3 separate regions of the Mus musculus genome follow, and all the other regions are linked to region 2. The links are chromatin loops, found by intact Hi-C in ENCODE. Cell type or tissue: heart. All regions are shown on one strand. Links, peaks and the distances in the headings refer to the core of each region. The heading gives the core; the rest is flanking DNA.

Region 1 (7,728 bases), core at 1,521-6,520, 220 kb after region 2:
CAACTTTTTGATGCTTCTGATGTACACTTTTGGGAAATTTTCCAACCAAACTGAGGGCTGATAAGGAAGCTTGGTTATTATCCTAAAGGAAAACATGCTAAGCGTTGAACTGGCCAAGAAAAACGAGGGCACAGAAGATGGATTTGGACCTGCCGCTTCCTCCATTGCATATTTGTACTATATTTAAGTGAAGGCAGTGTTCTCCCAAATGAATTTTTTCAAGCTACAGTATTTGACATAAATGGAAGAAAAGCAGATCCTCCCTACCCATGCCATTACATGTGGAAAGCATGCAGATCTTGGCACAACTTCCTTCCCAATACTTCAAAGGTCTTGTCTCAGTCTTTCTCTTCCTTGGGGAACCAGGAGGATCTGTCACTGTAGAGCACTTCCTTCAGTGTAACATGTTGTGTTCACTTAGCATTTGTCACAACCCTCCTTTTTGCTTTGTGCTGTTGTCCATGTTTCATCTTCCAGTACTTCTAATGAGCTCATCACCATCTCTCCTTTGTCCTTGTCACAACCCTATTCTGTTACTTCCTTTGGGTGTCTTACAGGCATTTCAAGTCCCTATTCTAAATGGAACCCATGGTCAAGGTGACTTCTGCTGGAAGCGCTTTTCCAGTTGATGGCCTATTCATCCTTCTAGTTACTGACTCTATAATTTCTCTAACACCATATATTCACACATACTCAGTCCACTAGAAATCCACAGTGAACTCAGAATCTATCGCCTTTTCTTATTTTTTCTTTTCTCCCCTCTGCCTTCTTCCTCTCCGTCCTTCTTTCCTTCCTCCTCCTCTTCCTCCTTCTTCTCTTTGCTCCTCCTTCCTCTTTCTTCCTCCTCCTCCTCCCCTTCCTCCATCCTCTTCTTCTTCCTTCTTCTTCCTCCTCTTTCCTCTCTTTCTTCATTTTTCAAGACAGGGTTTCTCTGTGTAGCCCTGGCTGTCCCGGAACTTGCTCTGTAGACCAGGCACACCTTACAGGATTAAAGGTGTACACCACCATTCTTGGCTACTTTTTTCCTATCTTGACTTATATCTTCCCTTCCTCCTCCATGGCTCAAAGTCGGATCTTTGTGTCATGAATACTGATCTACCTGCTTTTGTCCCTACTTCCTTCAGAGTACAGCCTGCAAAGAAGGGCATTCTGATATCTCCTATTTCCTGTGCACAAAGTGTTCTGTTGCCTCTAATGCCACAATAGATAAAAGTCCATGGTGAAGGTCAAATTTGCCTTTCTTTCTTTGTTTCCATCATCTCCTTCTCACTTGCTTTGCTCCAGCCAAATGGTTTCTTGTTAACACATCAGATGCTAGGGCCTTCTATCCAGAACATTACTCCATTGGAAGTTACTACTCTAAGGCTCTGTCTCCCTTCAATTCTTTGTTCAATGTCATCTAATGTCCCCACCTTATATACTGTTAAATACCATTTGCTGTCCACCCCTAAAGCTCTTATCCTAGCCATTTCTCCCTATTTTCACACAAAATTGTAATATTCTAGTATGTTCCACAACTTTCATAGGTTTTTTTTCTTGTTCTCAGTTTTACCCTCTGCACCTAACACATGGTAGAATTTAACTAAACGTTTTTCTTTTTCTTTTTAAAAAATTTTTATTAGTTATTTTATTTATTTACATTTCAAATGTTATCCCTCTTCCTTTTTTCCTCTCTAAACCACCTCTCCCTCCTGCTTCTATGAGGGTACTCCCAACCCACCAACCCACTCCTGCCTCACTGCCCTAGCATTCCCCTTTGCTGGAGCATCAAGGTTTCATAGGACCAAAGGCCTCTCCTCCTATTGATGCCAGATAAGACCATCCTCTGCTACATATGCAGGTAGAGCTCTGGGTCCCCCCAGGTGTACTCTTTGGTTGGTGGTTTAGTCCCTGGAAGCTCTGGGGGATCTGGTTAGCTGGTATTGTTGCTCTTCCTATGGTGTTGCAAACCCTTCAGCTCCTTCCGTCCTTCCCCTAACTCCTTCACTGGGGAACCTGTGCTCAGTTGGCTGCAAGCATTGGGAAGGCTCTGGCAGAGCCTCTCAGGAGACAGCTATATCAGGTTCCTGTCAGCAAGCATCAGCAATAGTGTCTGGGTTTGGGGGCTGCATATGGGATGGATCCCCAGGTGGGGCAGTCTCTTGGTGGCCTTTCCTTCTATCTCTGCTCCACTCTTTGTCCCTGTATTTCCTTTAGACAAGGGCAATTCTGGGTTAAAATTTTTGAGAAGGGTAGGTGGCCCCATCTGTCAACCAGGGGCCATTCCTCACCTCTTGATATGGTCTCTACAGGTTCTCTCTCCCCTTTGTTGGGTATTTCAGCTAATATCTTCCCTGTCAGGTCCTGGGAGCCTCTTGCTTTCATGGTGTCTGGGACTTTCTGTTGGTTACGCCTAGTTTCCTATCTCCCATTGCTACACACCTTTGTTCAATTTCCAGACCCTCTGTACATCTCCCCCCTCTTCTCCCACACCTGATCCTGCCCCCCTTTCCCCTCTCTTACTGTTTTTCAAATTTGTGATTTAGCTCTTTCTAGGGACACCTTCAACCTCAAGAATTTTCTTATATAAAGACCCTGCTTAGAAAATCCTCATCGCTTCTTTGCATCTCACTGATCACCCATTTCTCCCACAAGGTGGCAGTCTCTACTTTAAATATAGGCTGTAGTGGCCTCAAATTCAAGACTCAAGCTAGTCCCTGCAGAGACAGCTTGACCTGGTAGACCAGCTAGCTGGAAAGTTCATAGACTGTGAATCCTTATCTTAAGAGCCAGATGTGTTGAAGGAATGGTAAAATTTAGGGTTTGGGAGCCTTCCACAGGAGTGGCACATTATAAAGGTAGAAATGTGGTTCTTATGGGAGTGGTGGCAGTGACATTCTAAAACCCAGTGAAAGCTGTCAATATAAAAACTGGGTTTACAGACCCAGAAAGACATATATAGTATGTACTGGCTTGTACATAGTTGTAAAATAAAGAATAATCATGCTACAATCCACAAAACTAGAGAGGCTAAGTAATAAGGAGGGCTCAAGGGGTGACTCATGAATCTCCCTGGGAAGGAGAAATAGAATAGATATCAAAGGTGAGCTGGAGATGGGTAAGTATGGGAACAGGATTAGGTCAGGGTGAAGATGAAGGGAGAGGGAACCTGGAGAGACAACTGAAATTGGGGTGCATTTGGGGGGGGGTGAGATAGAAACATAGTACAATGGAAACTCCCACAAATCTACAAGAGTGACCCTAGACTTCTAATAAGGGAAGATATGGAACCTGAATCAATCATCTCCTGTAACCAGGCAAGACTTCCAGTGGAGAGATTGGACCACCAACCCAGCATTTGACCTACAATTCTTGCCTACAAGATGTGTTGGGTAGAGGTGGCACAGAAATTGTAGAAGTGGCCAACCAATGATTGGTCTAGCTTCAGACCTATGCCATGAGAGGGAGCCCAGCCCTGACACTGCCTAGAGGGCCAAAACCCGAAGGCTGGATGACCAAGAGACAGACATAACCAGGAAAAAAGCAAAAAATGATATTCTATGATATTCTGCTATACTTGTATGAAGGAGAGAGGCTCCATCCAGTAAGTAGCTATGGAAACAGATGCAGAGGCTCACAACCTAACATTAGGCAGAGCTCAGGGAATCCTGTAGAAGAGGGGGAGGAAGATTGTAAGAGTCCGAGGGGACAAGGACACCACAAAACTAACAGAATCAACTAACCTGGGCCAGTAGGAGCTCACAGAGACTGAACCAGTGATCAGGGAGCCTGCATGGGTCTAACCTAGGCCCTTGGCATATAGTTATGGTTATATAGCCTGATCTTCTTGTGGGACTCCTAGCAGTGGGAGCAGGACTTGTCTATGACTTTTTTTTTTTTTTGCAAGCTTTGGGGACCCTTTTCCTCCCACTGGGTCACCTCATCCAGCCTTAATTTGAGGAGAGGTCCTTAGTCTTATTGTAACTTGATATGCCATGTTTGGTTGATGTCTCTGGGAGGCCTGCTCTCTTCTGAAGGGAAATGGAGGAGAAGTGGAAGGGGGTGGTGGAAAGGCCTGGAAGAAGAGGAGAGAGGGGATATAATATATGAGAGAAAATTTAATAATAATAACAACTGGATTTAACAATCATATATATGTTTCCCCTCATTACAAGACCTTACCTTTTCCTTCCCTGATGATATTATTCTAGCATCTAGGCATGACCGTTCAGTACTAATCTTGAACATCTCCTGAGACCTAGAATCATATGAATCACTTTTTTTTCTTCTAGAAGCAACTCTATTAGAAACATAGGTGCAAAGTTTGGATTTTCCTGTAGGGGGCAACATTGTCTAGCAAAGACAACAACATCTGGCCTGCAAGGCAGTTCTGGAGCTAGCTAGTTGGCCTTGGACAAGGCTAAGCTGCTCTGAGCTTCTTTACTTCTAAGTAAGAGACATAGAGTCCTCTGCTGGCTGGTGTGAGCTTTTGATGTGAGCATGAGTCATTGGTATCTTGGGCAGTGTTCCACTCACAGGAACATTATGGCACGGTCACAACTGTCTGACCTTTCCTCTGTTGCTGTTTTCTGCCTTTGCTCACCTGGAGTCAGCCAACCTTGAAAAACTCAGAGGAAAGGGAAGGCATGAGAGGTAGTGAGTGGTGGGAACAGAACAAGTGAAGCTCTGTTGGCAGGAGCAGAGGAGTAGAAAAGAGGATGCACGCGTTGACCTCTAGTCTTGACATGTGGGCTAACTTACTCTATACCAAAAACTGTAGGACTCCATTTTGGAAAACAAGGAAAAAACCTGCCCTCAGACTAAGATTCTTCTTCACCAGGAAAGTCTTTGTTTCAGCAAGTCAAGAGGCTAAGAGGGGCTTCTTATGAAACTTCTGTCCAATGCACATACTTATGAAGGCATCTCAATTGTCATGGGCCTTTGGATTCTTTTGTATCCCAAGATTGCTCATTAATGTCTAGACCAGTGGTTCTCAACTTGTGGTCTCAATCCCTTTTCTGGGGAACAACCCTTTCACAGAGGTCCCATATCAGATGTTCTGCATATTTGATATTTATATTATGATTCATATTAATAACAAAATTAGTTATGAAGTAGCAACAAATTATTTTATAGTTGGGGATCACCATAACACGAGAAACTGTATTAAAGGGTCGTAAAGGGTCGCAGCACTAGGAAGGTTGAGAACCACCTGCTTTAGAGCATAACCTAGGACCACTGGGAGCATCCTATAATTGTGTGGGTTGGGTTTGTTGCTCTCTGTAAGAAGGAAACATTCACAGCAAAGGTTCGTGGAGGGGGGAGTTGGCTTGGTTTTAAGAGTTTAAGGGAAGGTTCAAGGAAGCTGGCTTTACTTGAACAGTGTCATGGAATCAACAGGATGAGTCTAATTCTCTGATATGAAATCTTGAAAAATTTTTCTCTACCGGGCTGGAAACAAGATGAAGGCCTAGGTTTGGATAGTTAAGATGCAGCAATCACTTCAATCAGCCAGGTACAAGGAAGGATTCGGCATCATTTCTTCATGTTTGTGATTTCTTTTTGTTTTGTTTTTGTCTGTATTCACATTGCAATCTACCATTGCTTTATCTGATGTTGGTGTTGTGTCAAACTGCTTGTGGTGAATTGAAGAGACTTCAGATGAGGATCGGGTATGAGGTCACATTGTTTGTGCTCTCTGAATCCAGAGCTGTTTGTCCTTCATCTCCCAGCATCTCCACGAAAACCCCTGTCCATTTCCTGTCCTGGGGAGGAGGAGCTAAGGCAACTAGCTTTGCTACCAGCTCTCTTACTCTGGAGAGAGATGAAAAGAACGAAAGCAGGGAACTGTCTCAGTCTCCTTATCATCTGGATGCTAGGGACCAAACAAAACCTTATTTCTCTAGGCACTTAGCAGGATGCCCTTGAGTATATTATACTTATAGCATCAGTTCCAGAAAATGTATTCAAAATCTGTAAAGTATGACGTTCAGAAAATTCAAACAAAGTGAAGAATTCTGGGAAAAGAAAATGAAATCTTTTTTCTTCTGGCAACACAAAGAATCAGATGACTTTAGCTTCTGTTCTGATCTAAAAAGCATACACCTTACGCAGGAAAGAAAGGGGGAACTCAGGGACCTTAGTAGAGTGCACCATCTGTTTTTCATTTTGTTTGAGATCTTTCATTTCCTTTCTCCTTGACCTTACTGGCAAAGTCTGGGCCTGGCATCCCTCTGTGGTTTGTGTGTGACTTAACAAGGACATATTTTAAAGTTGGAAAAGAAAAGTTCATTGTAAAAGGTCTGTAGTCCTCCTTCCTTTCACATCCTTGGGCTTCAGGATGAGGGATGGACACCGAGGACAGAAACGGTTTATTTGATAGCATCCTAGACATGTAAGACTTATGGCAACCCCCCTGGAAAATATGCAACAGAGGAATGAGACAGCCTACATGCACATTGACTGATGGTCAGACAAAGCGATACTGTTATACAGTGAAATGTTGTTCAGCCTTTAAAAGGGAGGAAATTTAATACATACGTGGAGGTTTGAATGGGAATGACCCCCACAGGCTCAAATATGTGAATTTTTGGTTTCCAGTTGAACTATTTAGGAATGACTGGGAAGTGTGGCCTTATTGGAGGCGTGTCCCTGGGAGTGGGTTTTAATGTTTCAAAAGTCCATGCCAGACTCAGACTCCCCCCCACAAACACACCCCCACCACCCGCTCCTTGCAGATTAGAATGTGCATTCTTAGTTACTGCTCCAGCGTGATGCTCTCTGTCCTCTGAGACTCTCCCTCTGAAACCCTAAGCAAGCTCCCAATTAAAAGCTTTCTTCTATCAGCTGCTTTGGTCATGATGTAACCTGATCATAGCAGGAGCGACCCTAATTAAGATGTAATATAGCTGGGAACATCATGCTAAGTAAAATTAGCCATTTACAAAGATTCCAGGTTTGTGAGATGCCTATCAGATTGAAGGAAATAGAAAGAATTGTGGTAGCCAGGGACTGGGTAAAGGAGGGGTGGGGTGTTAATACGGATGAGTTACAAACATCCTGACTATTTACCTGGACACTTAAACAGAGTCAAGCAGAAGGTGCATCTCAGTGGTAGAGCACTTGCCTAGCATGTGTGATACTGTATTTAGTTCCTAGTACTAAACAAAACAAAACAAAACAAAACAAAACAAAACAAAACAAAACAAAACAAAACAAAACAAAACAAAACTACCCAGTACTGTTAGGTGTCATAGTCCCAAAACTCATAAATTCTGTTATTATAACCAAAGTAGAGTTTGCATCTTGATGATTGCAAACTAAAGACAAGCACAGCTGAGAAATAAGATCAGAGAAAGAGTTGCTGCAAGCAGCAGGCTCAAGAAGAAAAGATAGTAGACACTTTTGAGGCATGCTTAGGTAAAAATTGTGAAGCATATTTTTGCAGGATTACAGTGGTGGATGAGAACAATTTTGGGGGTGCTCACCTTGAATCATAAAGATGGTAACCAGTATCACTTGGCATGCTCAACTGTCTTTAAAGAAAGAAAAGTTTTAGCTGGAAAAAGGAAAGGATATTTTAAATGTCTTACTGTAGAACTTTGCCCCTAAAAGTTAGATCTTAACATTATTTTTAATTTGTTACAAGGTAAAAAAAATTCAAATACATAGAGAAATTTAAAAAGTATTAGAAAACAAAACAACAACAACAATAACAACAATAAACGAACAAAACAAAACATTATTTCC
Region 2 (7,728 bases), core at 1,241-6,240:
AGGCACCAGCGTGAGGGTGGGAGGTGACAAGATCATGGTCTTAGGGGGACAGTGATGGGACTCATTGACCGTCTCGAGATGGGCTGGGTGAAAGCAGAGAAGAAACCAGAGAGACCACTTCACTGTACCAAGGGGAAGTGGTGACAGGGAGTGCTGGGACCCAGTAGGGGTGGCAGGAGGTGAGGGGATTTGGCACTCTCTGTGGTCTCAGCTCTCTGCTCATTGGAAGGAGAGGATTAAAAATTAAGACGTAGCAGTCAGAAAGGGAGAAGACAGAAATGGTCCTTTGCATTCTGGCTGAGGTTCATCTGGCCAGCAGGCTGCACTTCTTCTCCTCCTCCTTCTCCTCCTCCTTCTTTCTTCTCCTCCGCTGCTGGCTCCTGTGGTCTGCAATACTTGTGAGGAACAGCTCAGCAGGCCCGGGTGTGAGCTTCCCAGGCTCTGTCCATCGAGAGCAAGAGAGACGTTGTTCACTTCACTATGCCTGACCACTTCCTTGCTCATTCGTTCTCAGTCAGGAAGCCATCACGGACAAGATGAATACCAACGACGAAAAAATGAAAATAATTTCAGAGGTAAGTCGCTGCTTGTGAGTGAGCAAGCTCTGTCTAGCAACAGGCATTTGCTCCATGTGTTAAAAGCGATGCTTCTAAAATGAACATAAAATGTGCACACACACAAAAAAAGCAATGCTCCAGATAACTTAAATTTAGCACAATCAGACAGTGGCAGGTACACTAAGGGTGAAAACACAGGTCAGGGCCTAGAAAAGCTTGCCTGACTGCTCGGTTAGGATTTTGCTGCTGTGAACAGACACTATGACCAAGGTAGCTCTTATAAAGGACAACATTTAACTAGGGCTGTTTGATTTAAATATGTGTGATCATTTCCTGCCCTGTGATTGACTGATAGGATTCTCTAAGACAGAAGTACTTGTTAGCAAAATACACACCCATCTAGATTTCAGTTCATTTGCATACTTGTGTTCATTATCATTTTCATGTATCAGTTCATTATCATTTGTCACATGTGACAAGGACAGAGGCACCTTTAGGCCAATCTGTTTGTTGAATTTAACAACTATCAGAACCCACACACGTTCTTTATCTGCCTTTGGTAAAGAAGGAAGCAAGCCTGCAGGCACCCCGGCGTCTAATCTCTACCTGGATGCTCGGGGACTTGCGTCACCATTCCATGAATCCAGCACACAGCAGCTCTCGCTGTATGCTACTGGGCCCAGCTCTGAGAACACCAATTCTAATAAATCTAATCATGTCTGACAACCTGAGGTTATGAAGGAAATCCTGTTCCTGGAGTCTCGCCATTTCTGACCAGATAAGGGAAGCCACCTACAGTGGAGACTGTGCCCACTCAGCAGAGGCCCAAGAGGCCCTTCAAACCCTTACTCCCACTTGGATTAAGGCTCAGGGGTTTGAGACCACAAGAAACAAAGCCCGGGGACACTTTTTTTTTTTTTTAGTTTATTTTTGCTTCATGTGTTTTGCTGTTTAACCTGCATGTATGTCTGTATGAGGGTGTCCAGTTGCCTGGAACTAGAGTCACAGACAGTTATGAGCACCAGGTAGATGCTGGGGATTGAACCTGGGTCTCTGGAACAGCAGCCAGTGCTCTTAACCAATGAACTGTCTCTTTAACCCCTGGTGGCACCCTTTATAAAGTCACACAGATTCACTTTAAGCAAGCTGACAGGTCATTGTAAGCCACACACACCTCTGTCTGTCATTCATTCACTTAAATAGTCTCTGGTGATCTAGTAGTGAAGAGAGCCCTATGACTTTGAGCTTGCATTCCATCCTTCCATAACTATTATGGACACTTACTTCCCCACGGACTGAGGATTAGGACAGTACTTGAAAACCAAGGATGGCTTAGATGTCTCAGAAGCTTGTCCAAAGCCCAAGAAAACTAACAATTGGACTCCGAGCCATGCTCGTCCTCTTGGGCATCATCCTCTTGATGATCTCTAACCTACAACAGTCCTTTGCTAGCAAGTCTGGGGAAAGGAGTTAGGATGGGGCCTCTACTCAGTACTCCTGTTAGACAGAGCTCATCACAAAAACAAAAGCTAAGCCACACCCATTCTCTGGCTGGGATCTCAGCTCCCTCCTCTGGAAGTGACCTCCATGTCCTAATCCCAATAGCTAAGGAGGAGGGGGAATGGGGAGATAGGAGAACGTGGATCAGCCACAACACAAGGTTTCTACACTAACATCCAAGTTCTGCATTCCAATTCTGCTTCAGTGGATTTAGTGAGGCAGTAGGAGAATCGATGAACTTGTTGTTGAGATTGTCTCACTTTGGAACTCAGGCTGCCCTTGAACTTTCTGGGTGGCCCAGGCTCGCTGCCTTAGCTCCTGGGTGCAGGGATCACAGGTGTGTAATACACAGCCAGCAAATTTAAAGTGTCTCATTCACTCAAAAGTGCCGATGCCCCTATTTGCAAAATTTCATAACTCAAAATGTCAAGGTTTGAGCACGTCAGAGATATTAGCTCTAATATCTTCGGTATCAGATGTACAATGCATAACGTGAAAAGAAGAATGCGACCTTCATTGGCCTTTTACCTGTCCAAAGAGATCTGCCAACATTCCCTGTGAGTTGAACTTTTCCTGCTAATTCAACTTACACTATTCTTTCCTTTTTCCTTTACCTGCTACTCAACTTAGAAAGCAGTAAATGAAATCCCACACGTGAGTCCATGCCGGTCCCCACTTCTCCATCTGTCCTGGAAGCTTCACTCAATACTCACCTTTCTTAATGAGAGTGGGGACCACAGTGTATTGCCCTATAACATCAGGACCTGGTACACAGTAGGTGCTCAATAAATGTTGAAAGTATGAATGAGCACTTGTAACAATAAAAATAGGAGCCTTAGTACCATCCCATCCCACTTATTTCAGTTAGAGGAGAAGTTGGCTAGAGCGTACCTATTCTGAGAAGAGTGGCGGGTAGGTGGCCACTTAGATTTTGTTTTCTGTCCCTTTGCTAACTCTGTGGTGGTGAGAACTGATGTCAGGGAGGAACTCGATACCTCAAGAGTCTTTTCTTCTCTTTTCCTTTTGACAAAGGACTTCACTGGAGATGGTGTGGACACAGAGGCGGGAAGACGGAAGAAGAATTCAAAGGTGCGAAGACAGCAGAGAAAGAAAAAGGTGAGAGGTGATGAGAACCTGTGTCTGTCCGGGCAGAGTGTTACTGATCCACATCACTGATGGACAGACGGCCTGCGCTCACCTCTGGGGAGCCACACAGGATACACCTGTGATGGCTAATCTTGGCTGTCAGTCTGACACTCGTGGGATATCTGTGGAGCCTTTGCTTGTTTAATAATTGATGTAGAAGGGTCTGGTCCACTGTGGGCAGTGTCTGTATAGTAAAGGCAGGTGATCAAGAGCCTGGCAGCAATACAGTAAGCAGTACCACTCCCTCCACAATCTCTCCTTCAGTTCCTGCCTTTGGGTTCCTGCAATGAATTCCCATCTTGACTTCCCTCTGTGATGATCTATTACCTAGATGTGTAAGATGAAAAAAGCCCTTTTCTCTTCAAGTTGCTTTTGGTCACAGCAATAGAAACTTAACTATTATGGCCCAGCAGAAAACATCCCTCTTTGGGCTTACTCCTGGAAGCTGTGGGGCAGGGATGTGTCTAATGTGAGATGCTGGTTGTCGGGCTTATAGAGATGGTACTCAGAATAAAGCTATGACCAGTATTAAGAGCTTGCTTCCTCTCTCTCCTCTCTTTCTTGCTTCCTTCTTCCCTCCCTCCTTTCCTTTCTTTCTTTCTCTCTCTCTCTTTCTTTCTTCCTTTCTTCCTTCCTCCCTCCCTCCCTCCCTCCTTTCCTTCTTTCTTTCTTTCTTTCTTTCTTCCTTTCTTTCTTCCTTCCTTCCTTCCTTCCTTCCTTCCTTCCTTCCTTCCTTCCTTCCTTCCTCCCTTCCTCCCTCCCCCCCTTCCTCCCTCCCTCCCTCCCTCCCTCCTTTCTTTCTTCTTTTCTTTCCTTCTCTGTGTTATCCTGTCTCTTCAAGTCTAGGAAAAAGGAAAGCAGCTAATTTGAGTATTGCCACTGATGGCCATAGACTATGGTGGGCGGTAGATGGCAGTGCAGGATAACAAATCTTAAGAGACTCCCTCTTTCTCCTATCCCGAGTCCCAAATTTTCAGCCAAAGATTAACTCCTGTCTCCCCAGCCTGCAGCCCCTGTTCCCCCACCTCTCTGCAGGAGTTCCATTCCTCCGCTGGAAACATCCCTGTAAGGTAACTCAGTTCCCTTATTAAAGAGCTGCTCTCCTGGAGAAGAAAGACAAGAAAGGGGCTTGTTATGGACTCGCCTGGAGTAATCATTAAGCCAGCCTGGGAGGGAAGGAAAGGAAGCGCCATTTTGAATTAGCAGTCATAAGACGAGACTAGACTGCCGGCTGAGGGCAAACAGACCTGGGCGGTGGAGAGAGCACTGGAAAAGAAGGGGACACCCCACCCCCACCCCCACCCCCATTCCAGCTCCTTGCAGCACACTTCCTGCTTCCCAGGGAAAGAGGGGAGAAAAGGACCCTTCTACCTTTCCTGCAGGCTGAATGCAGCCTGGGGAAGTGCGCTGGGGACAGACGGGAGCTGCAGCAGCGCCATGGGGCCACTCTCTGGCCACGTGCCTGAAGTTTTTACCCATTCTTACCAGTTCAGCCTGTTTGTTGCTCTGCAACCCTGGGCAGGGGACCCTGAGATGTCAGATAAAAAGTGTCTTTGAATCACAGAGTGAACAGAGAGCGACCAAATAAAGCTGCCTGGCATCCAGGACCTAGTAGGAGAAAGCCACAGGAGGGATGTAACAATTCAGTGGCTGAGTTTCAGAAACCCGAAATGAACAGGCACACTCCCGTTCATTTAGCCTGCTCTAGAGCCTTGATGCCGACCAGGGTTTTTATTCAGATGTTCACATCCTTTAGAGTCATCTAATCTATTTCCATCTGAATTTCTATGCTGCAATTCTTTGTGTATAACAATGAGTTCAGAGAGAGAGAGAGACAGACAGACAGACAGACAGACAGAGTATGGTTCCCCATTCATGGCAATGCTTTTACAGAGTAAGTGGTTACAGGCTTGCCCAGAGTTCACAGCCAGGCTGAATTGGCTGTGAGCTTTATTCGGTCTGGCCACACAGACATCCATACCACCCCTGCTTCCTCAAGACTTTGATGAAGATACTATAGACTGTCCTCAGGTGCACCTAGTGTGGAAACAGAATCAGCCCAGATTAGCCAGAGAAGCTTGAACAGTTCTTTCCTGTCGATCTGGAGCTGGAGATGAAGTGTTCTCCTGTGATTCCTACATAGCTTAAAGTTTTGGAAATTATCGTCTTATTTGGGGATGTCTCAACACTATGGTGGGAAGACCGTTAGTAGCAGCTCAGGCTGATCTGAGCAAGAAACCACAGTCTATAACGTGGATGGTACTAGGGCCCATCCCTTCTAAGGTACCCACCACTTCTTAAAAGGAACTGAGCCAACTAAACTCCTGATGTCTCAGAAACCTCTGATCTATTCACAGCCACCCGCCTCTCCCCCTGAGGAAATGGTGTCAGACAAATTCCAAGATGGTGGGCAGCAGGAAGTGGTGGAGGAAGAGCCCGAGACCAACCTCCTGAGCTTGACAGCCCGGCGGGGGCCCCGGAGTGAGTATCTTGGTTTATTTGGCTGGTAGTTATTAACTGCCAACCACAAGCTCAGCACTGAGCAGCATGAGGCTTGATTTGGAGCATTGTTTTTAATGTATGACCAGGAGCAAGGCTGCCTGGATAGGACAAAGCTAAAGGGAATATAGTAACACACAGAGGTTGAGTTTTGGAAGCCCTTCTTGAAGGGAGCTTCACCCACTTTACTGCAACTCTGTGGTACAATTTTTTAGGGTAGCATCAGACTAGAAGCCAAGACAGAGCGTTTGGGGGCTTCTCTATAACCAGGAAAGGTGGCTAGTAGGAAGTGAAGTAGAAAAGGCATGAGTAATGTCAGACATGTCAGAATTCAAAGGGGAGTGGCACAGAGGAGACACGAAGCAGAAGAGGAACCCGACTGAAGAACAGAGGTGATGCCACTCACCCTTTACCCCACTGACACCCGTCCCCTGCACACGAACTTCCAGGAAGCTGGGGGCTGGGGGCTGGGGGAGGTGGCTCAGTGGGAAAAGCTCTTGGCCTTGCAAGTGTGAAAACTCAAGTTCAAGTCCCCAGAACCTGTGTAAAAGCCATGCATAGTATCACATATCTGTAACCCCACTACCCCTATGTCAACACCTCCTATGGGAGGTGGAGGCAGGAGAATCCCTCAATGCTTACCATCCAGCTAGCCTGGCACACACACAGGCAAACGACCAAGAGACCCTGTTGCCAACAAGGTGGAAGGAGAGGACAAACCCCTGTGGTTTATAACGGGCTCACAGAGACAAACTCATACCTGCACTCAGGCACACAGATTCGCGTGGACATACGTACATACACAGGAGGACTTTTGTTTTAAAGAGCCTCCGTCTGTCCTTGGACTTTACAGCATTTGTTCTTCTCCATACAGTGAGCATCGTTCATTGTGAGCCCACTGTAGACAAGGGAAATGTGCTGCATTCTTCCAGTTACACTCTTGTAATGTGGCAGAGCTTGAAAGTAGAGTGACTGTTAGACATTCAATGCCTTTGGAAGCTGCTGACCTAAGTCCAACCCTAAGAAAAGTGTGGCTCTGACAACTGAAAGAGTCATGGTATTAGAGCTGCTAAGAATCCCAGAACAACAGACCAAGATTGAGTCTACATAGCTGTGCCTTTGCCTTTATCAGCTTGGGATGCCCTAACTAAATCTCATAGATTGCATGGCTTTATTAAAATTCAGAAGCTCACTGAATTCATCACAGAGGATCCTTATTACCAGATGGAGTAGACTTGCTCAAGCACAGTGGGTGACTCCATGGCTTTGAATTAGCAACTGGGCAAGCGAGGCTGCCATCTTCAGGGAAACAGGGCAGCAGCAAGGACATGTGTGAGGGCTGGTGATCAGAAATAAAGATGCAGAGGACGAGATGTTCCTTGGTTATCCAGGTGGACATGGTCTATGGATGTAGGACTCTGGTGGAGGGAGTGAGAGACTGGGACTGGAGAAGGCTTCCTCACCCCTCCATGGAGAGTAGTCCTTTCTCCCACTCCATCCTGTCCCCTGAGCTGGTTTCTTTCAGTACACACCTCACCTCGTGGGCATGTGCCTGTGAGCTGCTGGGAACAGACTGCTCTGCTAGGGCAGAGCTTCCTCGTGTGCATTGTGTTTGCTCTGCAGATTGTGCCATCCTTCGGTGCACAGAAGTTTCTAAAGTTTGATGTAGCTCCAGTAATTGGTTGTTGACACTTTTGTATTTGGTGTCATTATCCTAAAGATCATGGCCCAGTTTAATGTCATAAATCTTTTCCCTTATTCATTTTGAGTTACTTTTTGCTTATTGGGTAAGGATCCAATTTCATATTTTATTAATTAATTTAATCATTTACATTGTTGGGTGGCATATGTGTGTCCACAGCGCACATATGAAGGTTCCAGGACAACTTATGTGAATCATAGAACTCAGGTTGGCAGGTTTGGTGGCAAGTGCCTTTTCCCCTGAGCCATCTCACCAGATGCCAATATCATTGTCTTGTCTTGGGACATGGGTTTTCCCAGCTCCAATTGTTGACTAGAGATGCTT
Region 3 (7,728 bases), core at 1,521-6,520, 1.8 Mb after region 2:
TGACTCACATACTCCCAGCCCTCATACCCTCCCAACCCCACCACCACCCCACCCCACCACCAAGGCCAGCTCTACTGTGCTGCTCAGGCAAGGGACAGGGCCCGCTCTCCTAAGTGTTGTACTGTATGTACCAGAGCGGGCCAGGGCCAGTTCTGCACAGTCCTTGGACATCCATGTGGTTTCAGGCTGCTCACACCAGGGATGCCTCCATGTCTCTAGTAATAATATGAACCACGGACCAACCCCTGCCACTGCCTGACCACAGACCCAAACACGGCCCTCAGCACTGGCTGGGACTTCATCACAGCCACAGGTAGCAACTCTGGCTATTCAAAACAGAACGCTCAATCTCTGCTTCTCTTTCTCTCCCACGTGTATATGTAGTAATCCCGCTGCCAGCGGGCCACACAGTAGGCCTCTGGGTGACCTCCTCTGCCCATACTATCTAGCAGGGCAGCAAGCAGGTCTCTGTATGCCTACAGTCTGCCCATGTGGCATGGCAGTGGGTGAGTCTCTGAGAAGTTTTTTCCTGCCCACACTGCATGGTATGGTGGCATGTGGGCCTCTGTGTGTCTTGGCCTACTATGCCATGCAGGAGGCGGCAAGTCTCTGGGTGTCTTTTCCTGCTTACCCCAAATGTTATAATTATACATGTAACCATTGCCATAGCTGAGGTTATACTAAACTGTATAAACTGGGGGAAATCATCTTTCTCGCTTTAGCCTCCTGAAGTCAATCATCCATGACATCTACTAACTAGCTCATGCCACACACACAACTGGATACTTGCTCAGTGCTAGGCACAGCTTCTTTAGACAGTGACCTCAAAAAAACCTCCCTCTTAGAGATTTACAATGCACATATTAGAGGCTCAGAGAAGCTCTTCAAGGGATAGTTCAATACGTACATGTATACAATCACACACATACATTCATACATATATGCATGCAATCATACGCACATTCACAATTATACACACATACAATTATATATTCATATACACAAATTTATATATACATGCATACCTGATAAATAATGATAAAAAGATAACAAATGGTGCAGATTTGAGGCATAGACAATAGATATAGATCAACTCATAGATGATATGGATTAGATATTAGAGATAGATGATAGATGACAGGTATATGGTAAATACATTGATAGAAAAAGAGATGATAGAAGATGACAGATGATGATAGATGGATGGACGGATAGATAGATAGATAGATAGATAGATAGATAGATAGATAGATAGATAGATAGATAGATAGATTTGGGTATTTTTCTTGGCAGTGATACCTTAATGTCAAAGCCTCCTGGTACCACCATGACATAATGGTATACTAAGGAACACTCTTGGTCATGGCATAGAAGATACTCTTGACCAAGATTCTCTCCCTAACTACATTTTAACCAAGTTCTGAACTCTTTCCAGACTGTTTATCAAGCTTGGCACAAAAAGACTTGAGAAAAAAAAAAATTCACTTCCATAGTTCCTAACAGTTCAAGGCTATATCACCCTCGGCCATCTTACAGTGCCTGCCAGAGGAAACTAGAAGCTTCCAAAAGAGTGTGCTGCCTTTTGGAAGAGTCTCTGAAGATAGGGCTCATCTCCCACGCTCTGTGAAAGGGAGGGGCCTGACCTCATTAAGTGTCAGTTAGCAAACCTAGATAGGTTGCACAGAGACCAAGTCCTCCATCCCACACTTCATAAACTGTCACTGTCCAGACTCTCCTGCCCCTCCCCCTCTATTCCCCTCCCCCTTCATCCTTCCTTGAAAATATCTAGCCAGCTCTGCATGAAGTTCCGTTTTTCACCCATTATGCTAGCCTGTTGCTGACTGAATCCATCCTTAACACTTCAGTGTCTGGTTTTGTTGATCTTTGATACCCCATCAAGAGCTATTCTCCACACCAAACCACCATCAGGGAACAATTATCCAGCTTGACCCTGAAGGATCAACTTGATACAATGCTGAAGTCCTGGCAAGACTTGAGATTAGCAGATCCGAAGCAGGCACCAGCATACGTGTTGCAAATTCCAGAACTCCCTTGGAGCCACGCAGAGTTGACTGGAATTCTAGCTGGCTCTTTCAAGGCCAATGTATAGTGTTTGTGGATCCAAGGGTCACGGTAAGGACTCCTGGGTTAAAGTGAGAGGAAGACCCAGGCTCCCCCGATGTTTGGCTCAGGTTTGCTCTCCAGCTTGCCTGTGTCTGTGTCACTTATCACCATGGGTGCTCCTCTCTGTCACTCAAGATACAGATAGAGAAATCAGCCTTCCCTTAACCGGGGAGAGGAGGGGAGCAGGAAGAAAAATTTTAGCCAGCAGGAGTCCGTCATTTCTTTGAAGCACATATGATGTGCCTGTGCGTGAACACACACACACAAATTTCCAAATAACAGAAAAGTTGCATGGCAAAAATGAAACCCTCCGGATAAATCATGAGCATGCCAAGTGTGCACAGCCTTGATCCACCTCAGCAAAGCTGAGTGCAGCCATTACTCTAAGTCTTCTCAAACCTTCGTGTGGACAGATCAGCTCTTTGCACCCTTAACTTCCAGGTTTAACTCCAGGTCACCAGTTCCCCGAAAGGGGATCTCATGACATGGCCTACACTTACTAGTAAGTGATTTCACTTTCAGATACTGAAGTCTTCCTCTGCCTAAACCTTATCCACAAAGGTCCCAAAAGAGTGCAGAGTCCCAAAAAGGCCTTTAAGGAGGCAGCTGTGACATAAGGCAGTATTTGCTAACCTTTACTTGGAGGTGTCCCTGTATATTCATCCATGTCTACTGTAAGATAAAATAAGGCCCCCAATATGTAAGGGGCCTGATTCCTGGAATCTAAGTGTATGATATTACTTCACAAAGCGTCCTTACACATATGATAAAATAGGAGATAGAGGGGAAGATGGGGAGGGGGAGGGGAAGAGAGGAGAAGGTAGAGGAGAGATTTCTGCTAGATTTCCCAGTACCAAGTGTAAGAGTCGGAGTTTACCTGTAGGCCCCACTTATGCAAGGTCAAGATAACTTTCTGGAATACTGGAAGCTGTAGTTCTTGGGAATTAACAAGCCATGCATTTTGACTCCCCTGAACAAGTTTACTTAATTTTTTTTATACCAGATGTATTTGATTGGATGTAGGCAGAAGTCACATAGGCAGGAAAATATGTCAGGATATATGTTAGCCCCTGGTTTGGAACTAATGGGAAATGCAATGAATTGTGGGTTTTGCCTTTTTAAGTCCTTGAAAAATGTAACTTGTGGCCATTCCCTGGGAACCCAGGAGTAGACCTGGCCAGAGTCCTCTACCTGGCCAGCATTTAATTAAAGCTTGCTTTAAATTTGGTTCAAAATTGTGGAACTGAATTTTTTTTTCTCGAGAATCTCAGGGTGGACACAAGCTTGACACATAGTAAGTACTCAATAAATGTTAAGTGGGCCTAAGCTAGGGTCACTTACCATTTTCTAAGTATGGAGAGTGACAGAACCTATACCAGGGGTGCTGATACAAATAGTAGGGGACCAGGTCTTTCCCTGGGGCTAAGATATGTGCTAACATGGAGGCTACTCCCGTTGTCTGTGCTGTGTTGTGTTTCTCTTTCAGGGACTTTAAGGGCCTGCTCGAGCGATGGCTTAGAGCAGTGGCTGTGACCCTTGAATACAAATCCTCCTGTTGTGGTGACCCCAGCCATAAAATTATTTTCGTTGCTACTTCACAATTGTAATTTTTCTGTTGTTATGAATCATAGTGTAAATATCTGTTGTGCAGGATACCTAATGTGCAACCCCGAATGGGCTGCCACCCACAGGCTGTGAACAGCTCATTTAGAAGCACCTACCTTGAGAGGTTTAGGAAGTGTCTGCTCTGTAGTCAACCAATTTTCATTTCGGTGAAAGAAGTAAACATGAAGGATGAGGGAGGGGGAGGTACATGAACAAGAAGGCGGCAGCATGCACAGCAGTGGTCTCCAGCACTGGCAGGTGGCTTGTCATCCTATGTCTGCACAGAGTCTGAGTCTAAGGAGCCTTGTTCCTTACGGAGTTGCCCAGCACCTATGTGCATCTGTTGCCGACGCCTGCCCCCTTGTGGAATTGTTTCAAACTGCATACTGCCTTCAAAATGCTCTTTTCTTTTCTTTTCTTTTTTTCTTCTCCTTTTTATTGGATATTTTCTTTATTTACATTTCAAATGTTATCCCCTTTCCCAGTTCTCTGCCCTAGAAAAACCCCTGCCCCCACCTCCCCCTGCTTCTATGAGGGTGTTCCCCACCCACCCACCCACTCCTGCCTGCCTCCCTGCCCTGGCATTCCCCTACACAGGGCCATTGAGACTTCACAGGACCAAGGGCCTCTTCTCTTATTGATACCTGACAAGGCCATCCTCTGCTACATATGCAGCTAGAGCCATGGGTCCCTCCATGTGTACTCTTTGGTTGGTGGTTTAGTCTCTGGGAGCTCTGGGGAGATCTAGTTGATTGATACTGTTGTTCTTCCTATGGGGTTGCAAACCTCTTCAGCTCTTTCGGTCCCTTCTCTAACTCCTCCATTGGAGACCCGGTGCTCAGTCCAATGGTTGGCTCTGAGCATTCACCTCTGTATTTGTCAGGCTCTGGCAGAGCCTCTCAGGAGACAGCTATATCAAGCTCCTGTCAGCAAGCACTTCTTGGCATCCACAATAGTGTCTGGGTTTGGTAACTGTATGTGGGATGGATTCCCAGGTGGGGCAGTCTCTGGATGGCTTTTCCTTCACACATTGTCTCCATATTTCCTCCTGTGAGTATTTTGTTCCCCCTTCTAAGGAGGAGCGAAGCATCAACACTTTGGTCTTCCTTCTTCTTGAGCTGCATGTGGTCTGTGAATTGTATTTTGGGTATTTCAAGCTTTTGGGCTAATATCCACTTATCAGTGGGTGCATACCATGTGTGTCCTTTTGTGACTGGGTTACCTCACTCAGGATATTTTCTAGTTCTATCCATTTGCCTAAGAGTTTCATGAAGTCATTGTTTTTAATAGCTGAGTAGTACTCTACTGTGTAAATGTGCCACATTTTCTGCCGCAGACCCTCTGGGTGCAGATGGGCAAGGAGTTGGCGAATGACAGACAGATCAACACAGGAGATTGTGTAGAATCTGAATGTAATTTGTCAAGTCAAGCATCAAACTTTTTATACAGAAGAATAGCAAGAAACCAGACGAGATACAATCCACCAAGTTACAGTGACATAATACAAAATGAATGTATACATCAAAAGAAGGCAGGGACCAGGTCACTGCCACTGAGAAGGGAGCCAGGTGTAAAGCTAGTCTATTGTTAAGCCCACCTCCAGGGGTTCTACTTTAGCAGACCTCCTCATGAATACTGCAATACCACAACCCCCCTATCCTGGGCCCTGATAATTTCTTGTGTGAGTGTAACTTTTAAGTATCTGTGGAGAATCTCCATTTGTCAGAATTCACCAACTTGCTTCTAATATGCAATGTAGCCAGTACTAAAGATTTCTATCTCAGTGGGATTCCCTGGCTCTTTCATGGCATTCCCTTGTTTGGGTGAGATTTGCTACTGTCCTTAGTAAATACTCTGCAGACCAGCTCTGAGCTGCTGGTTCTGTCTTTTGTAATGCTTAATTAGTTACTGAATAGGTAACTTCCTTACTGCATTCATACCGGATTCCAAGCTCAGCTTCAAGCATTTTCTAGGACATTGGAACACTGGCAAAGGCTTAACTATGTCAGAATTCAATCTTTAAAAGCACTTATAATAAAATAATACTAAAAGAGAGCACGTGGATCTATACACCAGACTAACACGGGGATAGGGTATGAGTATACGGGTTAATGAGAACGCCAAAGCTCCAGGAGGTGAGTTTCTGTGAAACTCTTTGCCTCATGAGTGCTTCCAGGCCTCTCGGCCTGCCAAGCAAACTTCACTGGAGTGTGCGTAGCAATTTTCTGAATCCATTCCTCCATTGAAGGACTTGGTTTCAGTGGTCCAGTGTGCCCTGTAAACTACAAGATAAAACTACTAGCTAAGTGCATTTTATGATGTGGTCTTTGCCACCTGAGTCTTCCTCCTCTTTCTGCATTCCCTCAAGCCTGTATTCTCCCAGAAGACTTGTCCATGGTTCCTTGGTAATTCAACAGAAGATTCTTGGGAATCAGTCTAGAGCTCAAAATTGATGTACTTCCTTCCCAAAGCCATGTGACTCTGCAGCCTAACCTCTCTTACCTTCTTCCTCATGTGTGAAATAGGTTCTGCTATCTAGGGTTATTGTAGATTCAAGGAGATTAAACAGAAAGCTCATTAGGGAGACCATGAGCCTCCAGTGCCTAGCCTGTGGGTCATTTACAGACCCATGATCTCTCTCTTTCTAGACTAAACAGCTATGAACCACCACATGACTGATGAAGCACTCTCTGCTGACAAGATCTTGCAGTCTGATGAGACAGGAATTCAATATTAGCAAACTTAACAAAGACAGTTGTAGAGTTTTAAGATAGTTTACATTGCCACCACCCTCCAAAGAGGAACAGGAAAGATAAAGGTTGCAGGCGAACTGAATTGAGATAGAAGGTCTGAGGGCAGGAAACCCAGGAAAAGAAACAGGGAGGCAGGGGAGGCAGGGGGCCAACACATCCCACTATCAAGTTGGGTCAGTGCTGGGCAGTAGAGCCTGGCCCTTAACCTAGGTTGTGATGAGTCCCCCAGCACCTGGATCAGCAGACAGCAGTAGAGCTGCCTGTCAGCTGTTTAAACTTATGTGTGGATTTAAAGCACTTTGATGTCCCACAGTCCAAAGGATTCCTCAAAGGACAAACCCCAGAAAGGCTAATGAGAGAAGGTGAAACTGTCCTAGTAGGGCAGGTTTTACCAGTCATTCATATATATAGTCGTACCTCATTGCACCTGTTTTCTCATCTGTAAAATGGGAGCTAACAATGCCTATTCAATAGGGTCATCGTGAGGATGGAGTAAATGGTGAGGAGTTAGAACAGTGACTCCTCAGTACACCATGACCCACAGTAGTCACCAGGCATTGTCACTCCTGAGACTCACAAGTAAAAGAAAGTGTCAATCAATAAGTCAGTATTCATTAACATCAGGGTGCAGATAAATAAGGTCTGCTATTGTTCATCAGCCAGCAAGAAAAATGAACAATACATAACTGAGGACAAATAATTAAATGAGGAGAAACTGAATAAATCATATTTCTCCAACAGAAGACAGTACTGGGGATCAACTTGTGTCTAAACTTAGGGAACCTCCACAGGAGTGGGAGAGATGGCTCATCAGGTAAGAGCACTTGGGACTTTTCCAGAGAACTCAAGTTCGATTCCCAGAATCCACATCAAGTTGCTCACACCCTTCTGTAACACTGGCTCCTGGGGGATCTGGAGCCTTCTTCTGGCCCCTGAAGGCACTGAACTCACTTAATATATACTCTGATAGACAGACAGATAAACACACACACACTAAAAAAAATTAATAATTCTAGAACTGACTCTGCCAGTATTGGGTAACCTAGCTGGGGCCGTGCTGGAGAACATGCCCTGGTGTTGTGGATAAGGGAGAGCCCAAAAGCTGACTACCTTGGGTACAACCCAGCCCCAGATGCAGGGCTCTGAGTTGAACTACCCCAAAGCTGTATCATCTATGAAGAGTTGGGATGCGTGAAAGGGCTAGTCTTGCTGATCCAAAGGTTTCTGCATCTCTACTACACGGGGC

The links. Peaks named below come from ENCODE experiments on the same cell type or tissue, not always from the same donor. Only the 100,000 strongest peaks of a DNase experiment are listed, where the experiment ranks them.
Region 1: it touches region 2 in a loop (3-fold over the local background); 3 of 42 quality-filtered maps call a loop at or near these places.
Region 3: a loop joins it to region 2, with 4 times the contacts of the local background. A loop is called at or near these places in 5 of 42 quality-filtered maps.

The regions. Positions count from the first base shown.
Region 1 is chr5:43,889,933-43,897,660 of GRCm38, forward strand. All of the region lies in intron 1 of Cd38 (CD38 antigen), which reads left to right. Among named protein-coding and RNA genes, the nearest start is that of Gm16015, 16 kb to the right of the region's middle. In heart, for the core only: CTCF peaks have their summits at 2,631 (motif pointing right) and 4,317 (motif pointing right); no DNase peak of the experiment used is centred there; H3K27me3 peaks cover 305 bases.
Region 2 is chr5:43,668,132-43,675,859 of GRCm38, forward strand. Cc2d2a (coiled-coil and C2 domain containing 2A) reads left to right here. Exons shown (of 38, transcript NM_001359906.1): 3 at 515-575; 4 at 3,090-3,173; 5 at 5,561-5,684. The coding sequence starts at 537. It overlaps Gm35762 (a long non-coding RNA gene), which reads right to left and starts at 3,812. Exons shown (of 2, transcript XR_376931.3): 1 at 3,256-3,812; 2 at 1-3,096. In heart, for the core only: a CTCF peak has its summit at 4,117 (motif pointing right); a DNase peak (open chromatin) is centred at 4,270; H3K4me3 peaks cover 1,241 bases; H3K27ac peaks cover 1,565 bases.
Region 3 is chr5:45,420,391-45,428,118 of GRCm38, forward strand. D5Ertd615e (DNA segment, Chr 5, ERATO Doi 615, expressed) reads right to left here and starts at 4,010. Exons shown (of 6, transcript NR_131933.1): 1 at 3,846-4,010. In heart, for the core only: a CTCF peak has its summit at 4,102 (motif pointing left); no DNase peak of the experiment used is centred there.